2 separate regions of the Mus musculus genome follow, and region 2 is linked to region 1. Evidence: chromatin contacts called from ENCODE Hi-C data. All regions are on one chromosome and are shown on one strand. Each heading gives the region's core, a stretch centred on a gene start or an enhancer-like site at or near the end of the contact. The rest is flanking DNA. Distances are from core to core; before and after follow the strand shown.

What was found. A loop is a pair of places that touch in the nucleus more often than their neighbours do.
Region 2: a map of v-Abl transformed pro-B cells shows a loop between it and region 1 (4-fold over the local background). The contact joins the promoter of Med21 here to the enhancer-like site in region 1. A Hi-C loop is called at or near these places in 3 of 37 maps with a recorded cell type or tissue (CH12.LX and v-Abl transformed pro-B cells).

The regions. Positions count from the first base shown.
Region 1 is chr6:146,406,649-146,412,303 of GRCm38, forward strand. The region is part of intron 9 of Itpr2 (inositol 1,4,5-triphosphate receptor 2); the gene reads right to left. Among named protein-coding and RNA genes, the nearest start is that of Itpr2, 93 kb to the right of the region's middle. Within about 2 kb of position 3,408, at least 1 of the 3 ENCODE cell types and tissues checked has a DNase peak (open chromatin) inside an H3K27ac peak, as active enhancers do.
Region 2 is chr6:146,640,346-146,646,000 of GRCm38, forward strand. Med21 (mediator complex subunit 21) reads left to right here and starts at 2,234. Exons shown (of 4, transcript NM_025315.3): 1 at 2,234-2,307. The coding sequence starts at 2,266.

The DNA of each region.
Region 1 (5,655 bases), core at 2,158-4,657:
TTATCTATTAACATATATTATATAAATATATTACATTTATATTATATATATATATATATATATGTATATAATCTGTGGGTCAGTAGTGATCCACAACTTGGCAGAATCCGGACTCGCAAGCCTTTGGGCACACCTGTGAGGGATTACCCAGGTTAGTTTAGCCTCTGACCTCGCCAGTGTGGCGGAGAAGAGTCCACTAAAGTAAGAGACAACATTGCTGGGTCTTGATCCTGGACCACCTAAAACTAAGAAGCAAGCTGTTTTGAACTGTGGATGTGGCCAGCCATAGTGAGCTCCTGCCACTGTGACATCCTTGCCATGATGGAATGTAGCCAGAAACAGGTAAACCAGAATAAACCTTCTTTCCTTAAGCTGCCTGTGTTGGAGTATCTTATCTAGTAACAGAAATGTAACCAATGCAAAGTTAGCCAGACTGTATCTAAAGCTGTATCAAAGGGTTACATTTGATGAATTAGAATACTTAGTTCCAGGTAATAGTAAATCCAAGCTCAGAGCCATGGCTCACACATAAGCAGGATGTAAACAGAAACGAGAATCCACCCAACCAAGCCCAACACAAAACAGCTTCTGCCCTTGGCGGTGCTGCCCATGTTCTACCACAGACCATGCCACACTCTAAACCCTATCAAGAGCACCCAGGCCTTTTATTTTAAAGCTTCGGGCCTTGGGAAAAGTCATCCAGTCCCAGAGAACTGGGAGTCCTTGTCTACAAAATGAGGGGGAAACTCTATGATGGAGCCCCCAGTCTGTGAAGCCTATGGCTGAGCCCAAAACTATGGAAATGCATAACTGAGTCCCAAGTCTTTGAAGTCTGACTGAGCCCCAGATCTGTGGACATGTGAGACTGAGCCACAAGCCTATGGAGACCCATGATGTCCACAGGTCTGTGTGGGTAAAAGTCACACATCCCTGTCTTTGTCTGCTTGCCAGTCATCTCCATCAGTCAGCAAAGCACAAACTAATAATGTTAAAAAGGGAGGGAGGAAAAAAGATGACATGGGCCGTCACTGTGGGCCTGACTGGGTTTACAATCAGAGAGGTTTACTGAGGAGGGAAGACAGTCCTGAATGGAGCAACAACATCTCACAGACTGAAGAGCTCCAGGCTGAATAAAAAGACAAACTGAGATCGGCACCAGCATCCATCTGGCTCTGCTCCTCGGGGTGACTGCCTCAGAGCCCTGCCACCTTGTCGTCCCCACCAAGATGGCCCATAGCCTGCAACTGTAGCAAAATAAGCCATTTCTTCTTCTGTTGCTGTTGATAGTATTGTGTCATGGCTGTGAGAAAAGTTACTACTAGAGAGAAAGAAAAACACCCAAATAAACTTACAGCCACATGCATTCACAGACATTAGCTGTAAACAATAAATTATGCACACCTCAAAGTCTACTACTTTGTCTCTTCCCCAAATATAGTAACAGCCGTAGTTATCAAAGTAATTAGTGAATGATGCATAAAGAAGAATGTTGCTAAAGAAGGAAGAAAAAGTTGTGCTAAGGCAGTTCCTGGATATTTTAGGACTTTAAAGGAAAATATTTCATGATGCTAAAAAACTGAATTGTCAGGGCCCCCAATGGAGGAGCTAGAGAAAGTATCCAAGGAGCTAAAGAGATCTGCAACCCTATCGGAGGAACAACATTATGAACTAACCAGTACCCCGGAGCTCTTGACTCTAGCTGCATATGTATCAAAAGATGACCTAGTCGGCCATCACTGGAAAGAGAGGCCCATTGGTCAGGCAAACGTTATATGCCCCAGTACAGGGGAATGCCAGGGCCAAAAAATGGGAATGGGTGGGTAGAGGAGTGGGGGGGGGGGGGGCTTTTGGGATAGCATTGGAAATGTAATTGAAGAAAATACAAGAAAAAAAAGAAAAAAAAAGAAAAAAACTGAATTGTAAGTCAGGCATGGTGGAGAGAGAGAGAGAACTTTTGTAATAAACACTAACAGAGCATCTTTAAGGAGAAAACTTTGTGGCCTGTGCTATTTTAGGCAAGACTCCTATCCCTGGCCACCAACCCTGTGACCTCAGAAGGAAAATAAGACATAAATAAGGTCAGCTATACTACAAAGCAGAATTTGACCAGAGCTAGGAGAAAGAAATGAATAATTTGTAAATAACATAGGTCACAGGAGGGATGGAGTGATCTGTGATGAGCTAATTTATATAAGAATTATTCCTGAAGGCTGGAGAGATGGCTTAGTGGTTAAGAACATTGACTGCTCTTCCAGAGGTCCTGAGTTCAGTTCCCAGCAACCACATGGGGGCTCAAACCATCTGTAATGGGATCTGATGACCTCTTCTGGTGTGTCTGAAAACAGTGACATACATACAGTACAGTATACTCATATGCATAAAATTAAAAAAAATAATTATTCCTGGTGTTCAAGGAAACCATTAAAGGGCAGGTTGAATTTTAATCAGGAGATAAGGGAGAGAGATCACCACAAGTAAGAGAAGTAGGACTAATTTGAGTTTGCAGAACCTCTTGTGTGATGTTTCTTTAAAAATGCTTTTGAGAGTTCATTCATTTAACTTCACAATTCCCCTTCTGAGAAATGTTCTTAATCCTTAATTCTTCACAGATGAGATGTGGGCTACTGACGGGAATGTCACACAGAGCCATGTGTGACAGGTCTGAGGAATGCAAGCCACACCCCAAGAGACTGCAACATCTCCTCTCCTGCCTCCAGCAAACAGAAAGGTGTGAGCCAAAACAGAACGACTCCACAGATAGGCTCTTATGCTGAAGGAAAGATTTCCCGGGACCTCAGAGGCTTTTAAGCTAAAGGGAAGATCATGCCGCACGAAAGAGGCTGTTAAATGAATGATGTTTACATCAGTCTTATATGTTTACAGTCATCAGCATCTAAGTGTAGAAACTGCCATGGAAAGATATGCTTATCTTGATTCCCAAGTTGTGATGCCTATAACCGGGGAGGAGAGGTGTCACTGTGGGGAAATGACCCGAGTTCTAAGAATATTTCATGCATTTATAAGACCGTGAGATAGCCAAGATCAAATTCAGGGTCCACAAGGTGGAGAGAGTGGATGAGAGAATGTAGTGGTTACTGGCAATATCGACAGGTAGCCTTCATCAAAACACACAATTAAAGTGCAGTGTGCAGAAGAGAAAGTCAGGTCGCCACAAGAGTCTCGCTAACTGTACCGAGTCAGATGCAGGATGCCAGCAGTCTTACACTCACACAACAGAAGGAAACAGACTGAAATCACAGAAGCCCATGATTCACGCTCATAGTCTTGCTTTCTAGTCCTTTGGGGGTGGGGGTGAAGGTGGGGGCACAAGTGGGTTCCTGAATGCAGGTGCAGTACTTGTAGAGACCAGAAGAGGGCACCAGACCCTTTGGCAACCTGAGCGAGGAGCGCCAACCACACTGCAGGTCCCAGGGATAGCCGTCATCTGCTTAAGCAATCTCCCAGCTGAGCCATTTCCCTAGCTAGCTGCTGTTGTTTTGCTTTTGGGGTTTTGTTTTAGTTGGTGTTTGTTTCTTTTCTTTTTATTTATTTTTTTTCTAGAAAGTGTCTTCTATGTGGGCCTCAGACTCAACTTTACAGCTGCTGCTGCTGCAGACAATCCTGGCCTCCTGCCTCCTCACTCTCAGAGCATGGGACGCCAAGACTGTCCTCTTCCAGCACTTTAGTGGTTTTTTTTATTAACTGTTCCTAGGAGTATTGGAGTTAGGAAGTAGGGGTTTAGTGCCATCTAGTGGACGCTTGACCTAGTTACAAACAAATAAGCGAGCCCATTTTCTTCACTGGGGTGTGTGTGTGTGTGTGTGTGTGTGTGTGTGTGTGGTGTACATCACTCACTTCTTTTTTTAATTGACACTGTATTTCACTGGCTTAGAGCCCTCCTGATGGGCTAGGCTGGCTGGCCACAGAGCCTGTCTCCATTTACCCAATGGTAGGATTACAAGCACAGGCCCCCACGCCTGGCCCTTCTCAGGTAAGTCCCGAATGGCAAGAACCCCGTGCTTTCAAGGCAAGCAGCTTATTCACTGAGCTCTCCCCAACTCCCAAGTAAGCTACTCTAGAAGGAAATATGACAGCCAGGTGTGGCGGCACGCACTTGGAAGGTGAGGCAGGAGTATCAGGAGTTCAAAGCCAGTCTCTGAAAAATAGCAAGTTCGAGTCCAAACAAAATGAGACCCTGGCTTGCCAAGCCAAAGGCCATGTGAAATCTTTAACAAAATTATTTTACATTCTTTGCTTTGTCTTGCTTTGGAAAGAAATACCAAGTTGTTGCTTTAGTGACTGAGCTCCACAGTGTGGAAATGTCTGAAGCAGTGAATGGGGAGCAGAGATGCCCGAGTGTTGCCCTTCCCACGGGGCAGGATTGGTTCCAAGGCTGTGTTAGCCGTTCCTCAGATGACGTTGTTTTCTCTCCCACAGGCACGGTCCCGAACTTAAGGTCTCTAAGTCACAGCGTCTGCACAGTTGTACAGTCCGCATCTGCCACCTTCACCTTGACTGACTAACTCATGTGTCCCAAGGAAGTGACATTACAGAGAGACAGGTGACAAGTCTGCAATCACATAAAGTCCAAATGTCTGAATTACCCGTCCTGTAATTAAATGCTTATTTCTACATTTCAACCCTGGTTTTCTGGCCCTCTATGTTTCTGGAAAGTTAATCTGCATCTTCTAACACTGTGTGGCGAGTCTCCTCATGCTGAGGAAGGGCATCTTTTAACCTCGGCTACTCATGGTCTTGCAGAATAAAACCCACGTGTATCCTCCAGTGCTGTCCTAAGCGTTGATGCTTTCTACATTCACCATAATGTAGAGCCTGGTCTTCAGTGGCTTACAACTGTGCATGCTCGGTGTACAATCGCTTGCTGAAGCCCCACTGCGCATGCTCGGTGTACAAGCGCTTGCAGAAGCCCCACTGCGCATGCTCGGTGCACAATCGCTTGCTGAAGCCCCACAGGAAGTGCTCTGCTTGCCTTGGACTCTGTTTCTACAACAATCATAAGCTCATCGTGTTCTTCTGAATGACTTAACTTCATAGCTGAATGCTGGTTTAACGGGTTGTGCCTGGGAACTGTGATCATAACACTGTAGGGTTTCTTTCTCTTTTCTGTTCTTAGTTTAAAGTTGCCTTCTTTAAATTTACTGGTTTTAGCATGTGCACTGATGCATGATGGAAGCCATCAAACGGTAAGAGCCCGCAGCTCAGTGGTGTGTTACATGGTTCCCATGGGGACCGCAGGAACCTGAGGACAGTAACCACACCTTAACACCTGTGCCCCCAGCACCAAACCAGGTCAGCGCTTCCACATAGTAGGCATTCAGTAAGTGACCTCGAAATTTCAGATTAGTGAGGATCAAGGCTTCTTGGCCTCTGTGTTTTGGACTAGATAATTCTGTCAGGGAGGAGAAGGTAGCCCTCTGTGCTAGCCATTCTTGATGTCCAGTCCCTCTCACAACTGTGTCAATCAAACATCTGCAGATACTGTCAGAACCTCTGGCAGACTGCATCAGTACAGCAGTTCAAGGCCAGCTCTGGTTGTTATAATTGGGTTTTGTTTAAGGGTTGTTTATTTTAACTTTAAGGAAAACACAGACTCTCTGACACTAGATCCCCTTTTCTGTGAACAGAAACTCCTGG
Region 2 (5,655 bases), core at 984-3,483, 230 kb after region 1:
CACCTATAATAGAGAACAATTCTACAATGTTCTACGACCTTCACATGCACGTTGTGACATATACACACATACATATCACACACACAAACATAATGCACACACACAATAAATAATTTTAAAATGTTTTCATTCTTTTCTGTCTGCTCTTTTATTTTTTTGCTTTTGTGTAGAGAAATTTTTTAAATTTATTTTATATAGGGGAGTTTTGTCTGTGTGTATGTCTGTGTGCAAGATGTGCACTAACCCATCCAGATTTTTGGGGTTTTTTTAGACATGGTCTCACTATGTAGCTCTGGCTGCCCTGGAACGTGATGTATAGAATAGGCTAGTCTCAAACTCAGAGATACAAGTACCGGGATTAAAGGCAAGTGCTACCAAACCTAACTGTCAATTTCATTTGTAAGAGGAAGTGCAAGACCTGTGGAGGTTCCCAGTTTGACCACAGTGGTAAAGTACACTGTTGGTGGAAATGAAGACAGATGTGAAACACAAGTGGAACTTCCTATAGACGAGTGGGAAAAAATATCCCAGAAGCTGAGATCCTCAAAATTATTTCCTCGATTTCAAAATGCCATTCCATCTACTAGAATTTTAAATCCCAAAGTCATGTGTTACTAGGATTTGAGACCTTTGGAAAGTGACTGGGATCTTCAGGTCCCCTTAAGGGCCCATTCATGTTGATGGGCTATAATGTGATTGACGTGTGCTCTCTTGCCCTGCCTTGTAACAGGCCCGGATTTTAGCACAACTTACTCTACGATGAAGTATCATAAAACTGAGGATGTAGGCAGCACCACCTGCCAAAACGAAAATAAAAGTCCATATCAAAGTCCATAGTTCTGGGAAAGTCTGTAAATGTACTAACCTTGCTTTTTGGTTTCTGTAGTTACACTTCTACCCAACTATTTTTGTTAACTGAGTCATGTCAACTCAAGATACGAATTTTGTGCTAGAAAGTTCACCCTGAGGAAGGCTGGGATCCTGAATACCCAGTATAGTCGATGGCTGGCTAATCATGACTATCTGTTGGCTTAAACCACATCTGAGGAGTCTTCTCTGGTGGATACCTCCCAACCTCCTCATCTGTTATGTCCTCCTCTGTTAGGATTCACCAAGAAGGCTCTCTCACGATGACAGTCCACCTTGATAGTGGACTTCCCAGCCTCCAGAACACTGTAGGGAGTAAACGTTCTTTGTAATTGCTTGTCTGTGCTATTCAGTTGTAGCAACAAAAAACAGGCTCACATACCCACCCACCTCCAACTCCAGAAATGATCATCTTGGAAACTATGATAAACAGTTTGTCTGAGTTCCACAAACCAGGTATTTGCAGATTCAGGACTCACTTCCCATCAGAATATCCCCAGGCTAACAGAAATGACCTTTCTGCTATCACCCTTCACACGGAAAACTGTCAGGAAGCCCCAGTTCTAAATTTACATTCTGAAGCTGATCTTTCTTAAGATCGAACCTGCCTAGACCGGGCGTGGTGGCGCACACCTTTAATCCCAGCACTTGGAAGGCAGAGGCAGGCAGATTTCTGCGTTCGAGGCCAGCCTGGTCTACAGAGTTTGCACCTCCTACCTTCAAATGCTCTTCTTCCTCCTTTTCACTTTACTTATCACCCGTTCCTCATCACAGAGCTGTTTAATGCTTTCCATTTCCCCCAGGCACTCCCACTCAGAATTAAAGCACTAATCTAGTCTCCAGTTGGGTAAGCACCTCCTGCCCCAAACTAATTAGCCACCCTTTTCTAGCCATTTTGATTTCCTGGAGAATGTTAATTTCTCGAATTTAAATGTTGTGAATGGCGGGCTGCGAGTATGCTTTGTGGTATACCTGCAAAGTAAAAGCAAAGGAAAACAAGTGTTCCAGATAAACAAAACAAAGAAACGAACGAACAAAAACAAAACCCCTCACAAACAAAACACATTCCAGGCCAGCCAGGACTACACCGTGAGGCATAGCCTCGTCAGAGCTAACAGACAGAATGGAGGAAGCACCTTCCCTTCACAGGCTCGGTCCAGCGTAAACGCGAACCCGTAGCAGCTCAGCCTGCACGCGTCCCTCCTCCCCCACACCAGCCCTGGATCCCACCCGCCTGACGTCAGCAGGCCCGCAGGCTGGCCCCGCCCCTCCCCGGCAGCATGCTTCCTTAACCACGCCCCTCAAGGAGGAAGGCCTGTGATTGGTCCGGAGGCGTCATAAATTGGCCAATCGCTCGCGCTCTAGCAGCTTTTGCGCACCCTTGCGTGCGTGGTGAACATGGCGGATAGACTCACTCAGCTGCAGGACGCTGTGAACTCGGTGAGGGCTTTCCTCTGCTCGCCAGCCTTGCTTTCCTGACGCGGAGAGAGGAGGAAGGGGCGAGGCAAGGCCCCGGGGAGCGCGCAGATTGAGGTCGCCGCGGGCGGCGCACCCCGTGAGGCCTGGGTCTCACGTAGTCCACAGGGCGGGGTCTGAGGAGACGGGCCTGTCCTGAGGGGAGACCGGGCCGGGCGGCTTGTCCTGAGGGGAGGCGGGACCCGGGGGCCTGTCCTGAGGGGAGGTCGGAGCCGCCAGTCTCTCCTAAGGGAGGTGGGACCCGGGGGTCTCTCCTGAGAGGATGTGGGACCTGCCAGTCTCTCCTGAGAGCCATGGGACCCGGGGCCTCTGGTGAGGTGCGAACTTGAGGAAGGGAACGAGTGGCCGCTAATAAGGAGGGGACCCGACGACGGCCTCTCCTGAGGAGACTCAAGGTCTGCGGCCAGGTAGCCAGGAAGCGAGTACTCAAGTTCCAGGGATGCTTCTAGAACTTCCTTTGTGGGGCAGCACACGCCTAAGCACTTTTGTGTGTATCCCTCCCTCGCGTTTCAATTTCAACCTGCCAAACGGATTTCTCCTGTGATTCCACCTCTGAGGCTGAGACAGGAGGATTGCAGCGAGCTCCGGGCCAGCCTGAGCTCCAGTTTGATAGCCCATCTCAGAAAACAAAACACAAAAGACCACAACAAAGTGTTGAGTGTTTGTAGGTTGGTGTATGAGTGACCAGGGCGTGAGCTTGCCTTGCTTTCTGTAGGCCTTCACTCCTCCCTCCGCTCTTGGCGACTCCAGCACCAATGGTTGGAGAGTAACGTCTAGAAGAGGCCAGATCCTGGCCTCTCCGTTTCTTTGCATTTGTTTAAGTCTGCTTTACGATCTTCCCTAAGAGGCTCTTATAGGTGGAGTGAAGCTCTTACAGCACAGTACCACAGAACAGTGAATGTACACAAGAGGGATTTTTGTTTTGTTTTGAGATGGTCTCACTGTGTAGCTCTGGCTGACCTGCACACTGTGGAGACCAGATTGGCGTTAAAAACAAAAAAAAAAAACAGCCCAGTAATCAAAATCTACAACAAAAGCTCCTGAAAACTGCTAGCTTCTCTAACTTTGTCGCCTCTGGCTGTTATTCTGGCTTAATTGTACATGAATGGAAAACTAAATACTGAGCCTGGAATGGTGACCCACATCTTTAATTCCTGTAATCCCAGCACTTGGGAGGCAGAGGCAGGCGGATTTCTGAATTCAAGGCCACCTGGTCTACAGAGTGAGTTCCAGGAGAGCCAGGGCTACACAGAGAAACCCTGTCTCGAAAAAAAAAAACCAAACCAAAACAACAACAACAAAAATAGTGCAACAGTTTTCCATTGGTAATTAAAATCTCTTAGTGTCATTCTGGTTGTAGTTTGATGTAGAAGAGCCTACACAGTATATGCCTGCTGAAAAAAAAAATCTAAATACCTAGTTCTCTGGACAGTGTTTTTTAAACAGGAATGTTATAACAAGGCTTCTTGGTAATTCATCATTTTTGAGAGTACATTGAAATTGTGTATCTACTAGTGGGAAGACTAGTCTATTCTGTGTAAATAAAGTAGTTTTAAAGTTGAGGGGCTATCTCTTAAATGTTGATGAAGTCACCAAGGTACATTCTGTTTTGCAAAGATTCCCTGGGCTGCCAGCCAACCTCTCCCAAGAAAATACTTTTGTAATTTTACAAGTCTTTCTTGTTTTAATTTAAATTTTTTTGGTTTTACAAATCTTAATAATGCTGTGTAGAAGCTCATCTCCTAAGTATGCATATTCATGTAGGTCCTATAGTTAGGATGTTAAGGATACGATATAGTCTTAGGAGTACTGATAATTGAGTTAATATGTATGCCTACTGTGTCTACAGGGAATGTGTTTACAAAGAACTATTCTAGGAGCTTAGAAAGATGTCATAAACTCAAGAGACTTTTAGATGATGCAAACAAACCCCATATGTGGCTAGGGAGTTACAGTGGATTGTTTTCAGCTCTTAAGAGCTAAAGTAGATTGGAACACAGAGCAATATTAACATTTGTTCTGCCATCTGGAAACTCCATGTTCATTTCTATAATATATACAGTACTTGTCATGGAGTTGGTTTTTCAATAAATATTTTTGAACAGATTAATAATGGGTCTTGAATGAATTTACAAGACAGAACACTAGCTGCTGTATTGAGTAAGCTTCATTTATATTTTTCTTTCTTATGACAGTGCTGCTAAATAGAACACTGCAACTTAGAAAGCCAACCAGGTTAGCTTTTCAATGACAATTCAGAATTTTACATTGAAATAATGACAGCAAAACAATAGAAATGTTTATTGATTGGAAATACTAAATGAGGCTTCAGGGGTTAGGACTAGTGAGAACATATGTTTAGTTTGTGAATGGTGTGAACTTATATTCTCAAATTACTTAAATGCAATGCTTTTTAGTTTTGCTTCTTTTGAGGCAGAATCTTATGTAACTCTGGCTGGCCTAGAACTGTCCACATACTCCAGGATGGCCTCAAACTGACAGATCTGAGTGCCTCTGTCTCTGCCTCTCTTATGCTGAGATCCATCATGCCCCAAAAACAAACAAATTTAAGCAACAAGGTTACAACTTGAATCTTGAAGAATACATTTCTGATAATTTACAGTTTAAAAAAATTTTTGTTTTTCATGTAGTACAAACTGGCCTCAAACTCCCTTACATAGTTGAGGATGGCGACCTTGAACTGCTCTTCCTTGCCTCCATCTGATCATTGGGTTACATGTATATGCTGTTACTCCTAAATTTTTGTTCAGTACTGGGGATCTAATTCAAGAATCATGCCGGGCAGTGGTGGCGCACGCCTTTAATCCCAGCACTTGGGAGGCAGAGGCAGGTGGATTTCTGAGTTCAAGGCCAGCCAGGTCTACAGAGTGAGTTCCAGGACAGCCAGGGCTACACAGAAAAACCCTGTCTCGAAAAACAAAACAAAACAAAACAAACTATACTTAACAAGAATCATGTATGCTAGGCTAGCATCTATCAACTGAGCTGTATCCTTAACCCTCTCACTATTTCTTTATACTTGGCAACTGCTTTGTTCACAGAAAAGAAATCATGCGCTTTGTACGTTACATTTTTGTTGTTAGCATTGGTAGATATATTTGCCAGCAGATTTTCTCAATCTCAGACTACCTTTTAAAATTCTTATTTTTAGCCAAGTGGTGGTAATGCACACTTTTAATCCCAGCACCTGGGAGGCAGATACAGGAGGATCTCTGAGTTGAACCCAGCCTGGTCAGCCTGAGCAGAGTTCAGAACAGCCAGGGCTACACAGAGAAACACTGTCTTTGGGGG